Regions from separate parts of the Mus musculus genome. Here all the other regions are linked to region 1. The links are chromatin contacts, found by Hi-C or POLR2A ChIA-PET in ENCODE. All regions are on one chromosome and are shown on one strand. The core of a region is the stretch at or near the end of the contact, and the rest is flanking DNA. Distances in the headings are between cores, read along the strand shown.

Region 1 (2,700 bases), core at 189-2,688:
GATTGAACTTACAATTTTATTTTCATTTTTTAAAAGTGATTGTTGTCGCCGGGCAGTGATGGCACACGCCTTTAATCCCAGCATTCAGGAGGCAGAGGCAGGCAGATTTCTGAATTCAAGGCCAACCTGGTCTACAAAGTGACTTCCAGGACAGCCAGGGCCACACAGAGAAACCCTGTCTTGAAGAAAACAAAAACAAAAACAAAACAAAAAAAAGATTGTTGTCTGATGGGTGTTCCTGTCACAGTATACTTTTAAATGTCAGAGGACAACTTTATGGGTTTTGGGGATGGAATTGAGGCATACATGGAAAGTGCTTTACATACTGCACGATCTTGTAACTTTCTTATCAAACATGGATTATTTTTCTAACACACGTTGTTTTAAGAAAACAAACAAATGGGCTGGAGAGAAGGCTCAGTGGTTAAGAGCACTGACTGCTCTTCCAGAGGTCCTGAGTTCAATTCCCAGCAACCACATGGTGGCTCACAACCATCTGTAATAGGATCTGATGCCCTCTTCTGGTGTGTCTGAAGACAGCTTCAGTGTACTCATATAAAATAAATAAACCTTAAAAAAGAAAGAAAGAAAAAAAGAAAGAAAGAAGGAAGGAGAGAAAGAAAGAAGGAAGGAAGGAGAGAAAGAAAGAAAGAAAGAAAGAAAGAAAGAAAGAAAGAAAGGAAGAAAGAAAGAAAGAAAGAAAGACAGACAAAACTAGCCAGGCATGGTAGCAGATGCCTGTGGCACTAGCACTCAAGGAGAGGAAGAATTGCTAAAGATTGGAGGCTAGCCTGGTCTACAGAGCAAGTTCCAGGTTAGGAGTTCATAGTATATCTGTCTCAAAAGCCAAAACAAACAAACAGATAAATGTGATTAAGTAAAGGAAAGCATCCAGAGCAGAACTTCTGCTATGGAAGTCCTTCAACTTTGCAAGAGAAAAGTAGTTTTTGTTTTTGTTTTTGTTTTTGTTTTTGTTTTGTTTTGTGATACAGGACTCTCTAAATAGTCCTGGCTGTTTTGGAACTCACTATATAGATCTGGGTGTTCTCAAACTCACAGAGACTTGCTTGCCTCTGCTTCTTAAGTGCTGCCACAACAGGTCAGTTAGTTCGGAGCTAATTTTTAATTAAATGTCTATCAGGTTTGGAAGGCTCATTATACACACTCTGGTTAACATAAATTGAATGTTTGGTATCTGGTAGACAGGTTTCTTGCTTCTCTCCTTGATTTTACAACAAAACAAAACTTTCGTGAAGAATAATTTTCTGATAGGCATCCGGGTCCACAGAAAGAAATTCCGGTCCCCGTGCCTCCGTGACACGTGACCCTATGACCCAAGAAGCCATTTTAAGGCTGGCCTCATAGAGGAAACTACAACTCCCAGAATGCCTGCGCTTTGCGTCGTGCTGGCACTTTCACTGGCCCAGCCTTAAAGGCGAGCCTGTAGCCGGGCGCCATCTTTGACGCTGGCAGTCCTGGGTTTCTGCTTGTTCGGCTGCTGTGAGGACGGCGGGCGACCGCAGCTAAGAAAAGAGAAAGACGTGGCAGCACGCGGGAGTCGGAGACATTGTCATCGGTTCGGTAAAGTTTCTGTTCTCTGGTAACTAGACCCATTTTTTGATTCCCGGGTGACTTGGGGCCTGGGAGGGAGAAGAGGGCGAGGGGAGTGGCAGCGGCCTCCCCTCGCCCGACTTTCGGCCTAGCCCGGGAAGTCTGAACCGGGCCCATCAGCACGGCAGCTACCCGGACTCCCGCCGGCGGCCCCGGCCTGCTGGGCTCCTAGGCAGACTTCAGCTCACTTTCCCACCCTCCCTGCCCCCACCCGCTCCGCCCCACCCCCACGGCGCCTGCTCCCTTACTTACCAACCTCTTCCCCCTCCCCCCACATCCGGTGTTCCCGAACCGGGATTCCCGGGTAGCCCCGGAAAAGCGACTGTTTCGGACCCCCGGAGGGGGAACTGACACTAGGTTGCTCTCTTCCGGGAATCAGTTTCTTTAGTTAGCTGGCCCTCCCTCCCGAGATCAGATCAAGTGCCTGGACCCGACTTTACCTCCTCGCCTTCCTCTCTAGGGTCCCACTACTTTGGAGGTTTTCTAATATTCCACATACAGAGTCGAATTCTGGTATCCTATTCCCATTCCCTACCCTGATTACTCTCCCGCCCAAGCCTTCATCCTCGAAGTCAAGAGCTACAGGGACTCTTCGTTCTTGTAGGATTGGTGAGATCGTACGAAGAACACCCCTTAGACGCCCATAATCGGTGCGGATCCCCATGGGGAAGGCTCGTTTTGTTGACATCTACCAGGCTTTGGTTCTGAACCCAGAGAAGGCGGCTGTGCAGCTAGTGGTAGCCATGCTTTCGTAGGGTAAACGTGTTGGTATTGAGGGGAGGGGAGGGGGCCCACGGAAAAGGAATGGAAGTGGTTTAAAGCTTATTTTAGTTTGGCTGCTCATAGAATGTCAATTTATGAGTTATTTACAGGTTGTATGTAATGTTGCTTCAGTCTAAAAATATGAACTCTTGATAGAAACCGTAAATGAAGAATATAGCTTGTTACCTTGTTTTGAAATTTTATTTCCAGTTAATTTTTCTTCAGCCACCTATAGTTTTCAAAATATCAGAACAGAAAGGGCACAGCTAGCGCTTACTGCTAATGCCTAGTATGTGGAATCTGATTTAGCTGGCCGGAATTGACTTT
Region 2 (2,700 bases), core at 38-2,537, 380 kb before region 1:
GTTGTGTCAGATGAAACTGGAAAGGGGGCTGCCCCTTCAGTTCTGCTATCCTGAGGTGTGTCTCTTCCCCATCTTACTATGGATACTGATAATGACCACTGGACACTTCCCTCCTCTGATAGATCCTCCATTATAGAGTCGGTTATCCCCTATGTTAACAGCTCATCATTATGGTGTTCAATATGGTGACTTTAAACAGGTGAGGTGGGGGTAAGTGTGTGATTTTAGCCATCCGTTTAGCCTCAGATAAGAGTGTGCCCTTAGGGTGTGGGTGTCTCCTGACTGCCTAAGACATTAGAAGAGGCCCCAGTGAAAGAGGGCAGAGAGGGTGAGCTGGGGCTGGGAGGAGGTGACTGGGCAAGAGGTGTGTTGTGATGTTTTGAGGAGCAAAGAGCAGGAGCCCAGAGCAACTGCAGAAGCAGCTGGCCATGCTGTTGAGCACAGCTCAAAAAAGGTCAAATTGGAACTGGTTATATGCTACTGTCCAAGCAAGAAGATTTTGGGGCTAGACTCTATAGCTATATTTCTTTTACCACCAAATTCATCCCCCTGCAGAAACTGGCCTGGCCCCTGATCCCACCTAACTCTGCCTGTTGGAAGGAGATTGAATAAGATCCTGTGGACTTCTGTCACATGCGTGTCCCAGACCATCCAGCAAAAGCCAAACATGCAGCGGGGTGGCAGGGCATGTACCCCGAGCCCGGTGCACGGTGCACGGTACTCGGAGCCCGGAGCCAGGAGCCCAAGGCGAGGCCCCTCAGATCTCGATGAGGTTGGCGAGGCGCAGGCAGAGTGGGGCGTCCACCGGCATTGCGCTGCGCTTGATCTCGTTCCCATCCAGGCGTAGCACCTGCAGCTTGGAGAAGTTCATGACGTCCACCACCGTGCAGAAGCTGCTGATGGAGAACTCTGGCGGGACAAAAAGGGAGGGCGGGTGGGAGAAGCTCAGCTTAGGAAACAGATACAAAATGGGCACAGAGGGCCCCTTTGAATCCGCTGAAATAAAGAATAAAGACTGGGGTGGGGGTGGAGTGGAAGAGTTGAACGGGGGGGGGGGGGTGGTGCTAAAGTATTGGAGTCAGACGGATTGGCACCGTTGGGGACCATGCTGGGAACAGAGCACGCTGGGGAGGTGTGAGCCTCCCCAGCTCAACCTCTTACCCCCCTAATTCCCACCCCCTGCTTTGCTCCCCAAATGTCCCGGATGTCCTTCCCACCGGGCCTTGTTTTTTCCCCCTGTGGGCAGCAGGGGGAAGCAGAGGGTAGGTGGAGCTCACAGCTTCTCTAAAGGTTTGGCTGCTCCTGGAAGGACCGCTTTGCTGATGGCGGCACACTGCAAGAAGGCCACTCCAGGAATAGGGTACACTATTTTTGAACATTTCCTGTCATTTTGCAGGTACGGAAAGTAGTAGGACGTGAAAGAGAGAAATCCTGGCCTTAGAGCTGAGTGTCTGGGTGCCAGAGCCTTCAGGGGACTGGAAGGGGAGAGCAGGCTAGAAATGCCAAAGTCAAATAAATAGCCAGGCATGCTGGCAGAAGCCCTTTAGCCTCACTAGGCAGGCAGAGGCAAGCAGATCTCTGTGAGTTCGAGGGCAATCTGAACTACACAGTGAGTTCCAGGACAGCCAGCGTTACACAGAGAGACCCTATCTCAAAAAAAAAAATCCTAAACCAAACAAAATCAAATAATCCCCCTGCCTCCTTGTACGATCACATAGGCCTTTTTTACTTCGGGAGACAGGGTCTCATATAGTTCAGACTGCTCTTAAACTTACTATGTAGCTAAGTACAGCCTTAGACTCCAGATCCTCCTGTGTGACCTCCTGAGTGTGGGCTATCACAGCCAGCATGTACCACCACACCTTGTAGTCTGCCTCTTTTATTTAGTTTTTTTTCCTTTTCAGTTTTCATGTGTATGTGGTGTGCACATGTATATAGCATGTTTGTATGTTCTGCAACACCTGTGTATGTGGGCATGTATGCATGTGAGGCCTAAGGCTACGTCAGGGTTCCTCATCAATGCTTTCCCTCACTGAGCTAAGGACATTCAGTCAAACCCAGAGCTTGCTGGAATCTCTACTCTCGGTAAGTAGCTATCTTGCCTTAGGAATCATCTGTCTTCCGAGGTTAGAACTACAGGCAAGCTGTCACCACCACCAGGGGAATGTTCCAGCTTCTGCAGCCTGTCCCCTAACTCCCCACTTCCACGGGCCCTTCAAGGGCCCTGAGTGCCCTTGGGTATCCTTCCCACAAGACCCCGTAGGTTCTGAGGATTTGAACTTTAAACTTGGGGGTAGGTGGAGACAGGGACAGAGCCATCCCCCTAGGCTGTGGTCTCTTTTTTACTCTCAGAAGTCTCTGGGGACTCTTTTGTAGAGGAGTTCCCCTAAGCCATGAAATAGATGTTCTAGTTTTGGGTCATCTCAACACAAGGCTTCGCACAGCTGTCTCTGTTGTCCTCTTGGATGACACCACCGTCTACCCTCAGTAACTTGAAAGGAAAAGAAGACATTCAAAATCCCAGTTCAAACTCCAAAAGCGACAACAGAAGTTCACACCGGAAGCCATCAGGGCTGCCTTCCTTCTACTTGGCTCCCTAGAAGACCACTCTTATTGTCATTTTCTGTGAACTGGTTTAGATAAGGTGGCAGGAGGGGGCAGGGTCTGGCGTGACCATCATTCACAGATACCCATGCTGGC
Region 3 (2,700 bases), core at 12-2,511, 420 kb before region 1:
AGGGTCTGGGTGCTATAGGGACAGTGATCAGTAGCTTTGTCTGAAAGGGGGAACAGGGAGGGAGGTAGCTTTAGAGGGAGCACTAGACATTTAGAGGGAGGGATAGAGCATGTGGGAAAAGGGACAGAAGTATTGATGGGAAGTCCACTGAAGAAAAACAAGCAGCAAAACAGACAGTGGAGAGAAAAGGGAAGAGGGAAATGGGGTAGGGTGGATACAGAGGATCCAGGTAGGGAAGCTGGTGGCTCAGACCAGGGATACAGGGAGAGAAGCCTGGCTTAGAACTCAGGGAAAACAGGATTTTACACAAGCCATGGCGCTAAATTCAGGCCCCATCCTGTGCAGGGCTCAGAGATGTGGGTGACAAGTTGCCCCACTCAGTAGTCTGCCTAGCTTCCTGGCACCAGTCCCTGAGCCCCTGCGTGTAGACAAGCCAGACCTGAAGCCTTTCCTCTGGGGAGCTAGTGTTTACAAAAGCCTCAGTGCACAAAAAGGAAGGAAAACAATCAGGGAAGAGGGAGGGGCAGGGAACTGATGGAAAACTTTGTACAATTCACACCAGATTACTTAAACACACACACACACACACACACACACACACACACACACACACACACACACACACACACAGACACTGCCATTTAAAGGAAAGTGAGTGCTGGAAAAATAACCCTACGGACAGAAAATACTCTCCTCGACACTCCTCCCACCAAACAGTGAGAGCTGATTACTTTTAGGCAATTACAGAAGAGGAAGAGCAGAATTTGTTGGGGGAGGTGGAATTATTATGGAAGCAAAAAGAATACAATCCCCATTGCTGAAAACACGAGGAACCCGTTTTGATCAGCTGGGGGGATGAGTGGCAGAGATGTTCAGGTAGGGGGGTGAACGGCTCTGTCAGTGTCTGTCAGGAGACATGGGAGAAATAACATCGGCGAGGGCATCCTGGAGGAGGCAGCAGGCAACCTGGGTTTTGGCGCTGTGCAGAGACGACGTCCGGGCATGCCCGGTGTAGCGCGCTTCCTCTGCCCAGGTCCAAGGCCCTCTCCCGCCTGCCTCCCACAGCACGGGAGTCCGGTGCTTGTTCCCAATAATGACGTCAGTGAGCGATGACCTCAGCGCCTGGGAGGCGCGGGCGAGCTGGCGGGCGGGGCGGAGAGGGGCGGGCGCAGGCGGAGGGGAGAGGCGAGACACCGGAGGGGCACGCCCCCATCCGCCAGCGTCGGCCAATGGGCGCCACCGACGGCTCCCCGCCTCCCCGAGTGGTATGAAAGGCGCAGCCCGGGGAAAGTCCGGGCAGAGCCCGAGAGGTGGCCAGACCGTCATCATCGTTCTAATACAGCTACTTCCTCAGCCACCGGTATGAGCCACGGGAAGAGAACCGACATGCTCCCGGAGATCGCCGCCGCCGTGGGTTTCCTCTCCAGTCTCCTGAGGACTCGGGGCTGCGTGAGCGAGCAGAGACTCAAGGTTTTCAGTAGGGCGCTCCAGGACGCACTGACCGGTGAGCACACGTCGGGGTCTTGGAACCACTCGGGCGCGGCCACTTCTTGCCTGGGGTGTCTTTATCACTGTTCTGTGACGGGGACCCCTACGCGAACAACTCCGGGTCTCAGATGTCTTTCTCTAATTAATCTCTGAGGCCACTGATGGTCCTCTGTCCCTTCGGTTAAGTCCCCGTCTCCCAGCCCTCCAGTCCCCGCCTCGCTCCCGAGGCTCCGACCCTCTTCCTTGAGTACATTCTGAGACCCTGACAACACCATGAGAAAAGTCAGTGTGTGTGTGTATTCAGAGTCCGAGCTCACCCTTATCTCCGAATCTTGGAGAACAACAGACCCTCAGGGGATGTGAAGCCAGGCCAAGCTGTGCGACTTTTATGCGCAATTGAACTTTCTAGACAACTCTTGAGTCCTAGCCACTGTTGCTGTATAGTCCTGAGCCTGTCATCATACAGGCCCATTCTGCCGCGTGTTTACCCGCTGCAAGTTGTAATCTGGGCCCCCTTTGTATTTTTTCTTTTTTGGTCCCTCTTCACCATCTGCCACCTATTGTAGTACAGAAAAGAGCCTGGTAGCCTAGCCAACTGCGAGGGCGGGGAGGGGGTGTGTGTGTTATGGAGGCAGGGTGTGAGGGACGGAGGTGGAGGAGTGATAAGCCACCCTTTAGCCTCTGTCCGCAGCTGTTATAACTGGTTGGTTGCCTTGGGCTGCGATAGCCATCTCTCAACATGTTGGCACAGATCTGAGGACCAACAGCTGTTTCATCAAAACAAAACCATTTTTTATCCCCTTACCTTTGCTAAAGATCTCAAAACTCTTCTGATGCGGAAGGGATGAGAGGCCTTGTGACTTGTTGGGCAACCAACAACATTGGCCGCTTACCTACCGGCTTTGAAATTTCAGTGCCTTGGTCGTCAGAGGCCCTGCCGGTTCTTGCTAGCCCTTCCTGCCTTAAACAGGATTGTGCCAAAAATATCCATGACCACCATAGAGCATCTACCTGAAAGCTCTGGGGCTGCTTTCCAGTGTACAAAAACTTGGAAAGGACCCAGGAATCTTTCTAAGTGGCAGGGGGAGTTTAAGGAGAGGCTCTTAAATACTGTCGCTGAGAAGAGGAAGTCTCCTCCCCAGCCCTCTCCCCTCATCCTCCCCTTGTGGTAAACATCAGAGAATGCTTTCTAACGGCGCATCTTCCTCTTGT
Region 4 (2,700 bases), core at 34-2,533, 440 kb before region 1:
GGTGAGGCTCTCTCTTCATCCAGCAATGCCCCCCCCCCCAATTTAAAGTAGCCACGACTCTGCAGCTCTCTCTCACCAGGAGGTTTACCTGAGCTGCCCTGCCAAACCTCCTCTGCTCTAGATCCTAAGGACCCAGTGGTCAGCACCATCATGGTAGTATTTGGTGGCTAGCCAGGCCACTGTGTTGCTCATGAGCCGTTCACAGGTGTCCTTGCGTTCTCAGGAAGCCCACCTGTTTGCTGATGGAATAAAGCCTCGTCTTTAGTTTCCTAGGTCAGCGCCTAAGCCTGGACATTTCTCGATGAGTCTTTGTGACCTTTAGAGAAAACCCACGGGGCACAGCTGTCCGTGTTCAGGTCTGGGATCATGCTAGGGCCTAGAAGGGCTCGCGTGACAGGGTTCCTTTAAAGTTCCTTTACCCTGGATGGAGGATGAGAAACCATACAGCAACAGGCATTTGTAGCAGTTAATATTTATTGAGGTTTTACTCCATGCTGGTCCAAGCATTCCACATGAGTTAGCTCACTGAATATTCACGGGTCACTGGGGCAAGGACTACTATTATACATACCACATGCAGCCCACGGGCCTGCGCTGTGTGGGAGAGGTGGTGATGGAGCAGGTGTTGGGTGAACAGGCATGAGACAAGATGATGAGCAAAGGGGACAGAGTGGCCTAAGAGACCCAGGGATATTCAAGAAGAGCATGTGCCCACAGTCCTGACACCTCAGCGTCAGACTTTCCCGGGACTTAGGAATGTCTGTTGGGATTTTCCAGTCTCTAGTCCAACCTCCCCAAACACAACATAGCAAAAGGCCAGGTGTTAGGAATGGTCTGTCCAGTGTGCTGGCCAGTTTTGATCCATTCAGCCAGACTTCTCCACCGTCTGAATTGGAGTGAAAAAGCTTAAATCACCTGACCCATCACTTAGACTCGAGCTTCACGGGTGAACTGGGAGAGGCCCTCGGCCGTCTTTCATTTTAACCCTCATAAGAATGGCAGACAGCAGGGCAGGGTGATATCATTCTGACTTTCTTTCCTGCCGGTCTCCCCTTCCCAAGCCTCAGTCTCCCAGTTAGGAACTGCTCCTGCCAGCTTCCCTCCACAGGTCTCATCGGTGAGTGACAGTCAGTGGTCAGTGAGACACTTCGGCTGGAATGTTGATCTGTAAGCGGAGGAAACTGGTAGGACGGGAGAAAGTCCGGAGAAAGCCGCTAGAGAAACCTGAGCTGGAAGCCAATGAGCTGCCAGTATGGAGGCTGAGCCATTAGACGAGCAGCCAATGAGCTACCGGTATGGAGGCTGGGCCATTAGACAAGTTTTGTAAATAACATCCGGCTTGTGTTTAGAACCGTGATGTTCCATTCCCCAAATAGAACTTGACTCTCTGCGTAAGGCATTCCTCGGGGCCTTGGGGAGCTGCACTAGTCCCTCCCCTAGTTGCTCTGGAGTCAGGACCGGGAGCACAGAGCGGCCCAGCTCAGTCTGGCAGGTTAGTGTGGACTTGTAGTCATTCCATGCAACACTTTGATACTAGAGGCAAGCCAGATGGTGTCTCTTCTCCCAAATACAGGCAGATTTGGTTGCTGAGGGACACCAGAACAGGCTCAATGGACATCTATTTTTAAGTCCCTCCAGACTTCATCCATTACCTTGTGTCTTGGATTTCCCAGGAGGCCCCTGGCAGGGTGTGCACTGGGCACCTGGAATCGACTCCAAGGCAGAGCTGTTGACAGTGTGGTCAGACCCTGACCAAAGTGAGATAGGGCTTTCTGTCCCGTTTGCGTTGTTTCCTGGGCCACCCACACACTGTTTTTAACTCTAAGAACCCCTTCCTGCCCCGGGGAGCAGCAGGGTCACTCTGAGGAGTCTTCCATCTGTCTTCACCATCCCACACTACAGGTCCTTACACAGGAGTAATCTAAACGACTTGGAACTCCAGATAAGATCCTTGCTTCCATTAAACATTGACAAGACCCAGGCCTGGCAACTGAGAGTGCTTGTGTGCAGCGGAACTTCTGGGAGACCATGGCAGCTGGACTATTAAAAATGAATGGGCTCCGACGCCTCCCAGGTTCTGCCTCTCAATGTGGCAGTTCTCCAGTGGCTGGGAGGAGGAGCCAGGAGGGTTCAGAAAGGGCCAGCAGGACCTAGACCTCAAGCGACAGCAGTCTCGGGCATCTGCTCCCTTATATTCCGGCTGGAAAGTATACAGCCTCTCTGTCAGAAAGGAAAGCCTGACCTAGCCCTATAGCATGGCACTCTGAGCTGAAATTCAAAAGCTGCTTCTTGGGTACTCAAAAGGTTCATATAACCTGGTGTGTGGCAGCACTTGAAAGCTGAGGCAGGAGGATTGAGAGTTCAAGGCCAGTCTGGGCAGCATGGTCTGACTGCCTCAAGGAAGGAAGGACAGTGGGAGCAGCTTGTGGTGTTTGGAGCCTGCAGCCTCCGCGTTCAGGAAGCGGAGGTAGAAGTACTGCGCAAGGTTCAAACCCACAAGGAGTTACTGGGTTAAGTGTGAATTCCTGACCAGCCTAGGCTAGCCTGAGTCACAAATAAACAAACACAAACTTCAAAACCTGCCCTCCTCCCCCGAGATCTTGATTTTTATCAGTTGTTGGCCTGCGGGTCCTCTCTACTACTCTGTGGCCACTGCAGATTTCTCCAGTACCTGCCTAGTGTGTACTACTAGTTGTTTGG

What was found. Hi-C counts contacts between places; a loop is a spot of excess contacts on that map. ChIA-PET counts read pairs that join two places held with the same protein, here RNA polymerase II (POLR2A).
Region 2: a map of left cerebral cortex shows a loop between it and region 1 (3-fold over the local background). The contact joins the enhancer-like site here to the promoter of Zc3h11a in region 1. A Hi-C loop is called at or near these places in 1 of 37 maps with a recorded cell type or tissue (left cerebral cortex). POLR2A ChIA-PET finds 5 or more read pairs at or near these places in 1 of 5 experiments (embryonic stem cell).
Region 3: POLR2A ChIA-PET joins it to region 1 with 18 read pairs in embryonic stem cell. The contact joins the promoter of Btg2 here to the promoter of Zc3h11a in region 1. POLR2A ChIA-PET finds 5 or more read pairs at or near these places in 4 of 5 experiments (Patski and embryonic stem cell).
Region 4: POLR2A ChIA-PET joins it to region 1 with 12 read pairs in embryonic stem cell. The contact joins the enhancer-like site here to the promoter of Zc3h11a in region 1. POLR2A ChIA-PET finds 5 or more read pairs at or near these places in 4 of 5 experiments (Patski and embryonic stem cell).

What each region holds. Positions count from the first base shown.
Region 1 is chr1:133,660,137-133,662,836 of GRCm38, reverse strand. It overlaps Zc3h11a (zinc finger CCCH type containing 11A), which reads left to right and starts at 1,438. Exons shown (of 18, transcript NM_001276767.1): 1 at 1,438-1,600. It overlaps Zbed6 (zinc finger, BED type containing 6), which reads left to right and starts at 1,952. Exons shown (of 1, transcript NM_001166552.1): 1 at 1,952-2,700.
Region 2 is chr1:134,044,683-134,047,382 of GRCm38, reverse strand. Fmod (fibromodulin) reads right to left here. Exons shown (of 3, transcript NM_021355.4): 3 at 1-909. The coding sequence ends at 758. Among named protein-coding and RNA genes, the nearest start is that of Fmod, 8.8 kb to the right of the region's middle. Within about 2 kb of position 1,287, at least 1 of the 3 ENCODE cell types and tissues checked has a DNase peak (open chromatin) inside an H3K27ac peak, as active enhancers do.
Region 3 is chr1:134,077,716-134,080,415 of GRCm38, reverse strand. Btg2 (BTG anti-proliferation factor 2) reads left to right here and starts at 1,261. Exons shown (of 2, transcript NM_007570.2): 1 at 1,261-1,504. The coding sequence starts at 1,363.
Region 4 is chr1:134,097,938-134,100,637 of GRCm38, reverse strand. No RefSeq gene overlaps it. Among named protein-coding and RNA genes, the nearest start is that of Gm32039, 4.1 kb to the right of the region's middle. Within about 2 kb of position 1,283, at least 3 of the 3 ENCODE cell types and tissues checked have a DNase peak (open chromatin) inside an H3K27ac peak, as active enhancers do.